Linked DNA regions of Mus musculus: all the other regions are linked to region 1. A link is a contact called in ENCODE POLR2A ChIA-PET data. All regions are on one chromosome and are shown on one strand. Each heading gives the region's core, a stretch centred on a gene start or an enhancer-like site at or near the end of the contact. The rest is flanking DNA. Distances are from core to core; before and after follow the strand shown.

Region 1 (4,772 bases), core at 1,501-4,000:
AACACAGGTAAGTCCTTGTCTCAAAACAAAACAAAATGCAAATACGTAAAACCACCACAAGGCAAACGAAATATCCTACAAAATAACCAAGAAATCCATGTCCCACCCTCTTCCTCACACCGAATTTTCTATATTATCTCCTGCTTGCTATGAAGAAGAAGAAGAAGAAGAAGAAGAACAACAACAACAACAACAACAACAACAACAACAACTACTACTACTACTCAGTGGTTAAGAGAGCCTGCTGCTTTTGCAGAGGACCAACTTTAGTTCCCAGCACCCACATCAGGTGCCTTACAACCACCGGAAACTCCCGTTCCTACGCATGTGAACACCCTCTTCTGGCACCCACCCGCGCATGATCAGACACACACATAGAAAAATGAGACAAGCCTTTGAGAAAAAGAACTCAACCTAAGGAAAGAACCAAGCTGCCTTGCTTCCCCCACACCCTGAACCAGAACGGTAAGCTGACGCCAGGCTTAAAGGGAGAGCTCAAACAGGGATACATATGAGGGCACAAAAGACAGAGCTGTGCATGCTGTGGCCTGTGTGTTGAGGTCAAAGGGCAACGTTTATGGGGTCAAGTCTCTCCTTCCAATTTATTTGGGTCCCAGGGGTTGAACTCAGGTCTCCAGTCTTGTTTGGTGAGTACATCTCAAAGACACCCCCCTTTTGGTGACAAGATCTTATTACATAGCCTAGGGTCCCTTGAAATGGTAATCCTCTAGTTATCCTGAATGCTGCTGGCATAACAGGTGTGGCCACCCTGCCTGATTCAGGGTGACTCTTACAGGCTTCAAAACTAGTTCTATCTTTTTGGGCTCTCAAAGTGACTAGGGCTTATCAGCAGGCCACAGAACTCTACAGTGGTCTCTGGGGGCACCGACACTCCCACAGGCCCCTGGCAAGCTTGCACATTTGGATATAAACATTCACGCAGTTGGCCTCCTGGCCTCCCTTCTCCAATCTCAAGTTACAAGGTTAAAAGCATCCTACTCACAGCCAAGGGGGGCAGGGAGCATGGGCGGGACCTCGTGGAAGCAGACAACCATCTGGTTCAGATCAAGACTGCTCACTCAGGACCCTTACAAACTTCTGAAGAATCTCCTCCTTCCTGGATGGCTCACAGGGTTTCCCTCCCTCCCTTCCCCACTGGGAGACTGGGAGACAGGGGAAGAAAGTGTGACCCAAAGGAAAATCCGGCTGAAGGAAGACAAACAGAAAGCAAACAAACAAAAACTGAATTATGCAGTCAAGTCTGTGTACCCTCCATCCCTCTTCAACTCAGAATCACCACAACTAAACAAGAGATCACCGCCTGTAGGCACCGTACCTTCTTCCACAAAGCACTCAGGCAGGCATCCCCCACACCATCCCCCAGAAGGGGCAACCCTCCTCCAAAGTTAGCAGCAGGAGTCAGATTAGCTTAGAATGATGACCAGAGTCCTTCAATGTCACCATCTTCATAGAGGTAAACGGTCCCTTCCAACCCACACTTCTGAGCCCACCAAGCATGAGGACGGGATGGCCAAACAGTTTCTAGACATTTGTAGACAGGAGTATGGGTTACTGACAAGGAATGACTGACTACTTCCCAGGGGTCCCAGGGGTCCCTGAATTATTCTTAGTACACAGATGAAAAACAAGAGGCAACATGGGAGGAGATGGATGCAGTTGGCAAGAGAGAAGCAGAAAGGCTAACTTGAACGAGCAGCAAAAGGACTGAGACTCCTTTCCAGGTGGAGGGCTGTGCAAAGCAGGGACAACAGAAGTAGTGGAAGAACTAAACAGGGAACACTGGAGCTGTATATGGGGCTGGGAAGTTTGATTCAGTCACAGGGGCATGACTGGAGGGAAGTAACGTGTCTTATATGGCAAAGGATGGAAGGAACAAGAGGGACAAGGGACAGTGCTCAGGCCAGCGTCCAGAGAGGACGGGCACACCATGACCAAGTTTCCGGTGGGTTCATGCCTCAGTTTTTCCAAAGTAGGAAGGGGATCAAGCTGTCAGGTCTTATTAGAGAGAACTAGGCCACAGAGTGTGGCTAGGGGTCAGTGCCAGGTGGGGGAAAGGCCGAAGGGTAGAGGAAAGAAGTGAAGATGGTGCAGACAGCTTGTGACCAGGAGAAGTGGGGCAGGGGATTCCGGATGGAGCAGGTTCCCAAGCGCCCTAGGGCTGGAAGTACCAACACCTGGGGTGTGGAAGTGTGGACGAGGACAGAGAACTCCAAAGGCTGAGGCTGGGGGCTGCCAGCAAGGAGTGTTACAGGAGTGCCTGAAAGACTGGGAGTGGTTAGATATGCAGAAGCAGAAGACGGGGATCCCGATCGAGGCCAAGGCAATCGGACCCCCGCCCACACGGCGCCCAGACCCGAGGGAAGTTGCTGGGCTGGACCCGCTGGATCTGGGCCTCTGGGCCAAGCCCGCTGCCCGCACAGAAGACGGTAGGGGCAGCACGGGGCCCGGGGAGCCCCGCATCCCGCCCTCTCTCATCCCGCCCGCGCACCTCAGTCTGCGCTGGGCGCCGCGCGGGCCATGCTTGCCGCTCCTGCCGCCGCCTCCGCCCGTGCAGAGAGCTGCCGCCGCTGCCGCCGCCGCCGCCGCCGCCGCCGCCTCCCGCGCCTGGACCCGTTAGCTTCACCGCTCTCCAGTCCGCCAGCCTCGGGCCAGTCCCGCCCTTGCCTGGCCCTGCCCTCCCGGAGCGCCGCGGCTGCAGCTCAGCCCGGCCCCTCCCCCCACCCCTACCCAAGCTAAAGGGAAGGGTGGGGGAAGGGGGCGGGTGCCCCCTCCCCATTCACATCCTCCGGGGCTCTCCCCTCCCTCCTGTTCCCCCACCACCACTCGCTCAGGCATGCTGGGATATGTAGTCCAGCCTGGCAGGACCCGCCAGCATCGCTCTGCATATAGGACTATTGCTCCCAGAAAGCAATGCACTCCCATATCTGGGCTCATGGTCTTTGTAGTTCTGTCCGGATTTAGAGGGTTAAGGCACAGCACTAAGGGGCGTATTCTTCAGTTTCACAGCCACGCGACTCTGGGCTGCTGAAGCCTGGGAGGTGCAGTCTGCGGTACCCCAGCCGGGCTTTGGTACCTGGTTCATCAAAGGATGCGAGTAAGCTGAGGATGCCTCTCACACAGGACTGTGATCAACTGCGGCCAAGCCCAGCTCAAGGGAACTGTTTGTACTTGCTCTTGCCAAGAGCCACGACCTGAGCCAGCTGGGTTCATGCCCTGGCCCAGCAAGCTGCAACTGCAGTGAGGGCACTAGGTCCAGGCTGTTGAAAAGAGGGGCACCAGCAGCGATGTGGAAATAGGGTTTGCCACTATGTGACTGGGCACCTCACATTGCAAACTGTCTTGCTTGTAGGCACCCTACAGCCTTTATCCATTAGGGCATCTCTTGACTTCAGACTTCTGACTCTTAGATGCCTATTCTCTAGGGTAACATGCACACATTTTAAATATTTATCCACATCAGTGTTAGGCAATCCTTTCCTCAACTTTCAAACCAAGCTCCAAAACCATTAGGAAGTTCCTAATTGATGACACATTCAGTCTCCAAATGTCTCTGACTGACCAATGATACTCAAACGACTTCTGGTTCATTAGTTCTGGGACCCTAGAATTTTAAGTGTGTTCGTTCTTTCTCTTATTATGTAACCCAAGGTAGTCGTAAATTCCCTTTGTAAGCCAGGCAGGCCCGCCTGGAATCCATGATGGATTCTCTTGCCTTAGCCTCCTGAGGGTTGTTATTATGGACACTGAGCCATCACACCCTGCAATGAATCTTTTGGGTTCAGACTCCATCACAGAAAGCCTGACCTAAGATTGAACTCGAGTAAACTAACAGACCAGTACCTAGCACCGGTTTCCAGGTTACTCCCCAACAAATCTGCACCCCCCAGGTTACAAGCCCGCCCCCTGGCACTTCACTTTCTAACAACCACCAATCAGGAGGAAAGCAGAAGTTAAGTTTATGGTTTGACTTCCAGCATTAAAGGCCATCATTCCGCCCGTCGTCCCTCCCCCGCCCCCCCCAATCAGATGTGTACCAGACTAGAGACCCACTTCTTGCCTCTAAAAATGCTTGCCTGAAACTAGGTTCAGGGCTCCACTTTCCTACTGTGTCAGCGTTGGTAAGAGACAGGGGGGGGGGGGGAGCTCAAGCTTAAATAAAGAGACTCTAATGCGATTGCATCTGATTTGGCTCCTTGATAGTCTTTTCGGGATTCACGAATGCTTCCTGGCACAACACTACAGCTCAGGAGAATCTCACAGACCAAAACCCTACTTCTTTACGATGCAGTCATCAGGAAGGCTAGGCATTCTATCTCCAAGCCTCTACGAGAAGCTAAATTCTAACTTCATTGTCAGCTGACATACCAAGAAGCCAGGCGTGACACCTACGCATTCCCCCTCCTTTTAAAGCACAGCTGCACAAATGCAAGCTAGGTTCTTCTCTTCCTCGATTCTTTTTTTTTTTAAAGATTTATTTGTTTGTTTTATGTATGTGAGTACACTGTAGCTGTGCAGATGGTTGTGAGCCTTCATGTGGTTCTGCTCGCTCCGGTTGGCCCCGCTCACTCAGGCCCAAAGATTTATTTATTATACATAAGTACATTGTAGCTGTCTTCAGACACACAAGAAGAGGGCGTCAGACCTCTTTACCGGTGGTTGTGAGCCACCATGTGGTGGCTGGGATTTGAACTCAGGACCTTTGGAAGAGCAGTTAGTGCTTTTAACCGCTGAGCCATCTTGGCAGCCATCTT
Region 2 (4,772 bases), core at 911-3,410, 110 kb before region 1:
GAGTTTAGTGTCTGTGTGGAACAGGACCTTGTGAGCATCAAAAAAAAGTTATTGAACTGGACACTATTTTACGCCCATTAGCACAGAGTTTTTAAACACACCCGCAAAGCACATGACATCCTGACTCAGCCAACCACAACTCCAAATGATCTACTTACAACTTAGTCTATCACTCTGACAGAAGCCCCAAAGGGGCAAAAAGATGGTGACACAGGCTGAGTGTGTGTGGAGGGGTGGGGTGGGGGGTGGGGATGGACTTGCATTCCCACAGGATCTTGCTAGTCACCATAAGGAGTCAAGGTTTTCAGAAATCTTGTCACACCGCCTTCTCTTTTCAGCCCTCCTTAACAATGGCTACAGTTCGACTTTACCTTTAGAGTCATTGTTGCTGAAGAAAACAACCTGCTTCTCTCCACAGACAAGCTGAGGGAACATTACTTTCTAGAGCACACTTGAACCTCCCACCTTTGCCTAAGTAATGAATGAGGACTGTGTGCTAAGAGCCAGTGGAGAACCAGTGCCCCCATAGGGTGGCCACTACATACAGACTACACCAGAGTTGTATACTGGGATCTAACATGTCCATTACCCTATGAAGACTGAAGGCTGTTGAAAGCTGTGTCCCCACTCTGACCATCCCAGAGCTCGGGAGGCTGAGGAAGGAAAATGGAGGGTTGGAGGTTTCCAGGTCAGAGACCCAGCCCCCAATAAATAAATAAATAAATGAATAAATAAATAAAGTTTCCAACATTAAAACTTGTTCTTTCCTCAATATACATAACACGTCTGTAGCAGAGGCAGGTCCGAAAACAGTACATCCCAGCAGGGGCTTAAAAGGCCTTCAGAACTTTTATTTATTTGTTTGTATTTGCAAGCTTGGGGCCAGACCCAGGGCCTTGAATTACAAGGTGACTTCAGCCACAGGACCTTGTAACATATTTCCATTTACAAGCTAGCCGTTCTGCCTGGCCTCTCCTTTCCCTTCTTCCTAATGAGGTCGTTTTGATCAATCACAAAGAAACATACTTAAGCAAACCTTTCCTTTCTTCACCAGGTCTCTCCTCTTTATACTGTCTCCTAGCCTCAAATGATTTATTTGGTGTGACTATTTAATGCTCACCTCCCAATCACAGTCTATGTTACATCTCAGTAGGAATCCTGGCTGGCTTCACTTCACCGTTACAGTGTATTTTCAGTATCTAGTAAAGTGGTCGTCACCCATGCTCATGATTAATTATACTAATCTGTAAATAGCATGCTCTGCACTAACATACTCCAAAGCACACCAGGAAACTTAGACTGTTTGAAAAAATTGCTGAATATATTTGTTCGGGTGAACCTGAAGGTATCAACTATTCTGTTTTTAAGAATCGAATCGGGCCGAGGGTCGTAGCACACGCCTTTGGTCCCACCACTCTTGAAGATCTCTGTGAGTCGAGACCAGCCTGGTCTACATAGTGAAACCCTGTCTCAAAACAGCAACAGAAAGAAGCGAGTCTGGAGTGCTGGCTCACGCCTGTAATTCCAGCACTTGAAATGCTGAGGCAGGAGAACTGCCGCGAGTTCAAGGCCAGCCCGGGTTACAGAGTTGAGTTCAGGCCAGTCTGGGGTAAGGTGTGAGAACCTAATAAAGAATGAATGAAGATGCCTCTTAGAGAGACTCCATTTATCTTAGTCACCCTGCTCTTCAGGCCTGGTTCCCTAACCCCCTAAGAGATTAAAATTAGAGGAGACAAACCCTTAGCTCTGGGTGGCGACTGAAGAGCAACCGCGATCTTCCCAAGGTCTTGGTCCTCTGCAAGTCCACCAGAAACCACACCACTCTCAGTGCTCCGAGGGAATAGCAAAAGCTACTCTCGAGATCCGGCTCCTGCGGAGACCGGGTCCTGACCCAGGCCAGGGGCGGGACCGCCCGGCAGCCCGCTGCAGCTGCCCCTCCCCCTCCAAGCGCCGGCTCTTCTCGTAGAGCTCTCGGGGCTCACTTGCTTTTTTTCCCGAGGGTCCGGGTCCCCAGGTCCTTCCTTGCCCGGAGCCCACCGCCACTCGCCGGCAGTTACCTGCTCCCTCAGATGCGCACAAGAAGCTATACTCACCCGCCACAACCGGTGCCAGAGCCGTACCTCACCATCCAATCAGAGCGCTCTGATGAAAAGTGACCCGCTACGCCTTGTCATCCTCTGATATGATTGGTCCACTGGCATGCCAATCATTCGGAGCGCGAATGAGCTAACAAGCCGGTTTCTGGGAAGGCTCCTGGGCTCGGCTGATGCAATGCTCAAGAAAGCTAGGACATGGAGTGTCACGTGACAGGGTTGACTATTGGCTTCAGGAGGCAGACATTTTGGGTTCTATTGGCAAAGCCCTAATAGTTGACAGTTAACAAGAGGAATGAAAACATGAATTTGGTGGCGATCACAGATTTTGGCATAGAACTGTTTAACTGCAAAGTGATACACGTACCTCAAAGGTTCGTTTTTCGGCCTTTTGAAACGGAGCAAGGTGGTCTTGAAATCAGGGGATTTGCCAGTCTTGCAGGTGTGCACCAATCAAATGTTCTTATTGTTATCGCGTATAGATCGGCATGCCTTCTTTAACGGTACCCTGGACTGAAATAAGTGCTTCAACCACGCCGAAGCGCTTTGGCACTGACTGATACGTCCGGTTCTCTCTTTGAGACAGGGTCTGGATAAATTGTCCAGGTTGGCCTTGAATTTTTCACTCTTGTCTTAGCCTCCGGAGTAGGAGGCAGTACAGTCCTGTGACATTAGGCATAGCTTTATATTTGTCCTTCAGGTCCCAATAAGAAGAAATTCGGGTCTTGATTTTGAAGAGGAAGAAATGACGTAACCCAAGTTAAAGGACATCTGTCCCTCTGTTTGCTTTAGAAAACAAGTCAACATTCTTAGGAAACGCCTACAACGGTGACGCACATCCATAGTCCCAGCACTTGAGAGCCAAGAGGATCAGAGCTTAAGGCTACCCTTGGGCCTTGGGCACAGTCTCAAAATAACACACACAAAACCTAAAATCTATAGGTAAGGCATCACACTAAAAAGTTCACACACCGTTTAATTTTTAAACTGTATTATCAGGTCTGCTAGTACCACTTTTTCACAGATGAGGAAACCCCAAATTACACGAAAACTTTTTCATGATGTACAGCTTTACAGAACAAAGAGAGTCATAAGTCAAGGTAATTTTAAAATATAGTGATGGTTATATCTGAAAGGCGACTATAGCAAGATGGAAAGCTTTTCTATAGACCCAAGATGTTATCTGATGGCATCTTTAGCTTTTTGGATGGTGGAAGCCAGTGGTCTGGTAAGTTAATAGATTCCAAATGGTTTCTATCTGTTAGTACAAGACTTTATTAGTTCAAACACAGAAATGGACAAAGAATGGTTGTTTTCAGAAGGCCAGAACTAGTCCAAGACAAATTCAATTAGCCTGTGAGCTTACGACATTCCTGTCTTCACAGTACTGACCTCAGATCTAATCAGTCAATTAGTATCCACAGACATAGTATAGTCTCTTTCCAGTTTTTGTTCACAGCTATATACCAAGACCTTGTCTTTTTATTTTTATTTTTTCCTCTGTTTTTACATAGTCCCTGGCTATCAAATAACTCAACAAATAAACCAGGATGGCCTTGAACTCACAAAGATTTGCCTGCCTCTGCCTCCCAAGTGCTAGGTTAAAGGCCCTTGCAACAGGATCAGCTTTTCTTTTTTCTTTTCTTTTCTTTTCTTTTTCTGTCTGTCTGTCTGTCTGTTTGTTTTTCGAGACAGGGTTTTTCTTGTATAGCCCTGGCTGTCCTGGAGCTCACTCTGTAGACCAGGCTGGCCTCGAATTCAGAAATCCGCCTGCCTCTCCCTCCCGAGTGCTGGGATTAAAGGCGTGCGTCACCACGCCCAGTTTGCCCAGGGTGTCATAAAGAGATGAGCAGAGGGCTAGAGAGATGGCTCAGTGGTTAAGAGCACTGGATGTGTGCCACCACCGCCCGGCAGGATCAGTATTTCTTAAAATGTAGACACTACTCCTGTGAAGGAATTTCTATTCATAGGTCAATTCAACAACAAATGACAACTTGAAACTTCAAGTGACCTGGAGAAGGCATCTATGGGTCTTTGGAGAGAACATGCTCAGTGCGCATGCGTAAGCAAGAGCCGTTCAGTGCCCCTCTTATGATTGGCTGGGAGGAGCCAACTTCAAAGGCTCAGCCAATGGAGCTTCGGCTTGGTTTGGATTGTGAGTGGCCGTTGGGGAAGCCTAACCGCCATGTTGCGCCGCGATGGCCGGAGCTGCTGGCCGGGTCGAGGTCGAGCCCGAGCCCGAGCCCAAGCCCAAGCTCGGAATCCACTTTCCCTGCCCCTGACTGGTGTGAGTATCTGTGCGGGTAGCTTTCCTTCCGTACCTTTAGGCGCTTTTCTCGCTGCTAGAAAGAAGGCAGGGGAATAAATGAACGAGTAAAAGCTAAGGAGACAGCGGGGCAGTGGTGGCGCAACGCCTTTAATCCCAGCACTTGGGAGGCAGAGGCAGGTGGATTTCTGAGTTCAAGGCCAGCCAGGTCTACAGAGTGAGTTCCAGGACTGCACAGAGAAACCCTGTCTCAAAAACCCAAAAAAAAAAAAAAAAAAAAAAAAAAGCTAAGGAGACTTAACCACCAGCAGGCACGGAGCCCCAGGCCTTTAATATGTCCCAGAACCCAAATGACTGCCTACCATGAGTTAGCAAACAGGCTGACCTCGGCAACACGGAAATAAGTACAGGAG
Region 3 (4,772 bases), core at 1,099-3,598, 73 kb after region 1:
AAACATGGGATGACCTTGAATTCTTCTTTCCTTTCTCTTCAAGTGCTAGGATTATGCATGTGCATAACGCCCCCCCCCCCCCCCCGTTTGTTTTTCAGTATATCTTATTCTATCTAGCAGATGACTAACACAATGGAAACAAATAAATATTCAACACTTGTGCAGTGTTCTAAACAATGACGCTATAAAATGTAGTGGCTCATCCAGATGTGTGATGTTCCCTTGTTATTCCACATTCAGGAGGCGGGCAGGAGGAACAGAAGTAAATGCCAGTTTTGACCATGTAGGCAATTTGAGATCCTGTCTCAGAATCAAAACAAGGACTGGAGGAGGACTCCTCCCTCCAAGTCTGATGACTAGAATTTGATCGTCTGCATTCACACAGCAATTTTGAAGTTGTCCCCCAACTTCTACACTTGTGCTATGACACACTTGCTTCCTCATACACATACACTTTTAAAAGGAACAAAATAAAATATAGTAGCTAAAGAAATGAAATTGCCAAAGAGACCATAAATTTCTTTTTTTTTAATCCCTTCTTTCTGCATACTTAGTGTTCAGAGGGGGTGATTATATTTCTACGCCAGTGAAGCTATTTATTTATTGTGCTACCTCAATTTATGCACCTTTGAGACAGGAGTTTTGTGTAGTTCATGAATTTTAGATCCTATTGCTTCAGCCTCTTGCATGCTGGGATTACAGGTATACAGCATATTTAGCTCAATTTCTGGTTTTTTTTTCCTATGAAGTAAGGAGAGCAATATGTACCTCATCGGATTTCAATATGTACCTTATAGGATTTCTGTGCAAATAAAACAGGATAATAAAGGCACATAACACAGTGTGCAGAAAACAGTTCCACAGTCTTAGCTAAATAGTTTAATAAAGGCAGTCTTAAGACGGATGCAGAGGAAAATTTGCAGTCATTAAAAACAAACACAAAGCCAACGCTACTACATTTTATAAGACCGCAAAAATTTCCCCAATGTATTAATTGCTTCAAAGAATATAGACTTAGGAATGTTAAGTCAAGAGCACTCAACTTTAAACCACTACTTGTGTGGGAACTGCTGGAGCAGATGCAAGGCAGTACTTGAAAACATTCAAAGGTAGTAACAACTCTCTTTTCCTCTATTCAGAGCGCTTTGAGAGCTGCATGACATTAATCCCAGCACTTGAGTGACAGCGGCAGGCAGATTACTGAGTTCACTGCAAGCCTGGTCTACATAGTGAGTTGCAGGCCAGGTAGGGCTAGATAGTTAGAGCCTATCTAAAAAGAAAAAAAAAAAAAGTTCCCTGGGAAAAACAGCTGCCAAGGTTTTTAGGTGAGAGGTTACATCTTCTGACTTGCAAGGAATCCATCCACGAACTGACAGCACCAGACTGCCATGGAAAAGAAACAAACGTATATAAAGAGATATAGCATGCTATTAATAGAAAGGAAGCCGAATCCTTTCCACACCTGTTACTTGATTGACCACACATCCGAGGTACAAGAGATGAAATCACTTGTCCGAGACCAGACAGCTGCGCCTTAGTCTTAAAACTTCAAAGTCCTAACAGGGAGATTTCAAACTTCTAGGGAGTTGTGAGCTCGCCTATAATGCCAGTAGCTTGAGAGGTTGCTCTAGGAAGGTAGCCAATTTGAAGACAATATGGGCAACACCGAGGCCGTCTCAAAATAAGAAAACATCCAAATGCCTACACTTAACTGAAATGCTAAAAATACACACATAATCATTTCTTCCAAGAGAAAAAGTCTTAGACCTTCAAGCTAAATAGAAAGGAACTTCTCCTTTAAATGAGTCGAGAAGAAACTTTCGTAACTTTTCACTTCCCAAGCCAAAGCAATTCTTATTCTGAAGTCAAGCCAATTCGGTATACACATATGTATGTGTGCATGTAATACATACATGTACGCGCACACACACACACCACTTCCAGTTTTACTCGTCAGGGAAATCAATACGGAGGCAGACCAAGGAAGTAGTCCAGGTAACAGGTCAAATAAGCTTGAGTAGAACTGACAGGTGTACCCAAATGCCCAACTACATTAAAGCCTCTTGGGAAGCTGCTTTCTCGTTTTCCCTGGTAAAGCGATCGACACCCGTGATGCCCTCTGCCACCGGATCCTCCAGGAAAAAGGAGGTTCAGCTCCCCACCTCCTCGCCACAGAGTCGTTCGTACACAGCTTCCAGCTCCTGCAGCTCTGTCAGAGAGCGAATGAGCTCGGTGGAGATTTCGGAGCAGTGTCCTCCTCCCACCCCCTCCGGTGGCGGAGGAGCTCCTGACAATTTCAGCGGAGACTCCACCTCCGCCATCTTGGCTCCCGGTGGGCGCTTCCGGGCTTGCGAGGTCCCCTCTGCGTTGGCGCGGTGACCTTTGGGGCTGCCCACAGATATGCCCGATCAAAACCATTGGAAGTCTATTTTTAAAACTAACCTTCTATTTTACAGAAAACTTACCGTAACGTATAAATTTTAGATAACTCATTAGTCTTCAGGTGCAAGATGAAAACATCCCAAATTTACATCTATTTATCAGGCGGGGGCTAGATACCTTTTTCCCGTCGCGCGGCACCCGAAGGCCCGTCTTGAAGGCTAATGGCGGACGCCGGCGGATCGGCAGTGGCGGTGGCTTAGGCCTTGAAGCGATTCAGCATCCGTCGGGTACCGAAGCCATCCTTCTTGCAGCAGGGTAAAGAAGTGGCCTCCCAGCTTCTCTGTCGCGGAGGAAGTGGAGAGCGCTCATAGGAGAGAGCTGCCCGGCACCTCGGCCGGAGCCGCAGGGGCAGTTTTAGGCCCGAGAGGTTCGGTAGGCGTGAGGTTAGGGAAATGCTTGCCGTGGGCAAATGGCCTCGTGGACTCTTCGCCCACTTGTGTCTTCAGAGTGGGAACGAGTCCTTTAAGGCTTGCGAGTTTAACGTGGTGGCACACTCGTGTATTTCCACCACGCGGGGGAGGTTGAGGAAGTGGGAGTCCCACCGAGGCTGCATAGGAAGACTCGAGATTGAAAGACTATTCAATCAGCAAGGGGTAAAAATTCTGTTTGTTCAAAATGTGCAACTATCAGAAACCGCCCGGGAGCCGGGGATCTGGTTTGAACTTGTGCATTTGGTAGTTAGGCAAAATGTTGTTTCTCCTCTGAACCTCTGTTTACTGTAAAAGAAAGAAAAAAAAAACCCGAAGGCTAATAGTACCCATTTGAAGACTGTGCAAGATAAAAAGGAGGTGATGGTGGAACCGGAGATTATAGGCAGAGGCGGGGGAGGAAGCTTTCCACGGTTTGGCTGTTACGGTTACCTGATACCGGATATTCCTCCAGGAAGCACCTCTTCAGTAAGCCAGGAGATCCGTTTGTTTTGGTGTTGAGTGAGTAGGTGCTCATTTTAATCCTCCAAACCTAATGGTAGAGAGCACTTGCCCAAGGCCATAGGTTTCCTTCTCGTAGCCTCAAACACGAAATTCTGCATACAGAGCCTTACGAGGCAAGGTACCATCTTCCCCCCTGTTAAAGCAAATGTCCAAAGTCATAACATCACGTTCGCTGCTTATGGTGCAGCCGGAACTCATCCGTGACAGCCTTGTAAATTGTGAGGTCCTCTACCCTCAAGCTGCCAGTGCCAGTTCAACCTTTAGGGATAAGCCTTAGAGATATTAGTTTATTAGGTATTTTAGGACTAAATCTTAGAGGTATAACTTCATTTGCTTATATGTAGCGTTAACAGTTTCGCTAACTGAATTATAGTGTAGGCATTGAGTAAGATTCTCGGTATCTGTAGCAGAAAGCTGTCTTGTTGGTTTCTCAAAAAAATTCATCCTTTGGTTAAAGACAGCACATAAAATATGCAATAAATATATGTTCTTGAACATGCACATATATAAGCATATGGAAAGATGTAAGTTTGGTAAGATTTATAACCCAGAGAGAGAATGGGGTCTCTGGGAAATGAATCTGAGGTTTTTAGAGCCTTGAATAATGTGGATGTGTAGACCCTTGAACTACAGCTAACTGTAGGTTCTCATTTGTCTGGCAAAAAAAAAAAAAAAAAAATCACAAAAGGCACGTTTGTTAATTGAGCAAGTTGTAGGTTCTGGCATTTAACCACTTGCTCTATGTTGTCCAACTGATAGGATTTTTGAGCTTAGGGTTCCCTTGACCATAAGAAGTTTGGTTTTGTTTGAGACCGGGCCTCTCTTTGTATCATAGGCTGGAACTGAGTGTGTGACTCAGGCTGGCACTGAACAGAGTGATTCTCTTTCCTCTGCCTCTCGAGTGCTAGGATTACAGAAGAGAGCCATGATTCCTGTCTTTTTTTTTTTTTTTTTTTTTTTTTTTTTTTAATACCTAAAATGGGTGTTGCTAGGTGTAGTGGCACACACCTTTAATCCCAGTGCCTGGAGGCAGAGGCAGGAGGATCTCTGAGTTCCAGGATAGCTATTTCTGAATTGTCCATTCTGGAATTCACTGCAGCTTATACTTATCTTACACTTGCAGATATCCTCCTGCCTCGGCCTATTGAGTGTTCATGCCAATGTGCAGGCTTTCATAGAATTCATGTGAAATGAAAAGCAAAAGATGTAGTATCCTAGAACGGTGCCCACCATATAAGTGGTGGTGTATTTTTCCCCTCTTGAGACTGCAGCCCGGGCCTCTGCGAGCTTAGGAGGCACGTCGAGAAAGCACTCTTAGCTCTGCCTGTTCTGATTTCAACAAGAAGTTCCCAGACAGGGCTTCTTTTAAAAACAACAATTCTGTTTTTGTGTCCGTAG

The links. ChIA-PET counts read pairs that join two places held with the same protein, here RNA polymerase II (POLR2A).
Region 2: POLR2A ChIA-PET joins it to region 1 with 38 read pairs in Patski. The contact joins the promoter of Aars here to the promoter of St3gal2 in region 1. POLR2A ChIA-PET finds 5 or more read pairs at or near these places in 3 of 5 experiments (Patski and embryonic stem cell).
Region 3: POLR2A ChIA-PET joins it to region 1 with 10 read pairs in Patski. The contact joins the promoter of Cog4 here to the promoter of St3gal2 in region 1. POLR2A ChIA-PET finds 5 or more read pairs at or near these places in 4 of 5 experiments (Patski and embryonic stem cell).

Annotation. Positions count from the first base shown.
Region 1 is chr8:110,917,843-110,922,614 of GRCm38, reverse strand. St3gal2 (ST3 beta-galactoside alpha-2,3-sialyltransferase 2) reads right to left here and starts at 2,750. Exons shown (of 7, transcript NM_009179.3): 1 at 2,510-2,750.
Region 2 is chr8:111,031,230-111,036,001 of GRCm38, reverse strand. Aars (alanyl-tRNA synthetase) reads right to left here and starts at 2,160. Exons shown (of 21, transcript NM_146217.4): 1 at 1,739-2,160. It also overlaps a transcript of Ddx19b not described here.
Region 3 is chr8:110,844,600-110,849,371 of GRCm38, reverse strand. Cog4 (component of oligomeric golgi complex 4) reads right to left here and starts at 2,348. Exons shown (of 19, transcript NM_133973.2): 1 at 2,163-2,348. The coding sequence starts at 2,321. It overlaps Sf3b3 (splicing factor 3b, subunit 3), which reads left to right and starts at 2,569. Exons shown (of 26, transcript NM_133953.2): 1 at 2,569-2,697.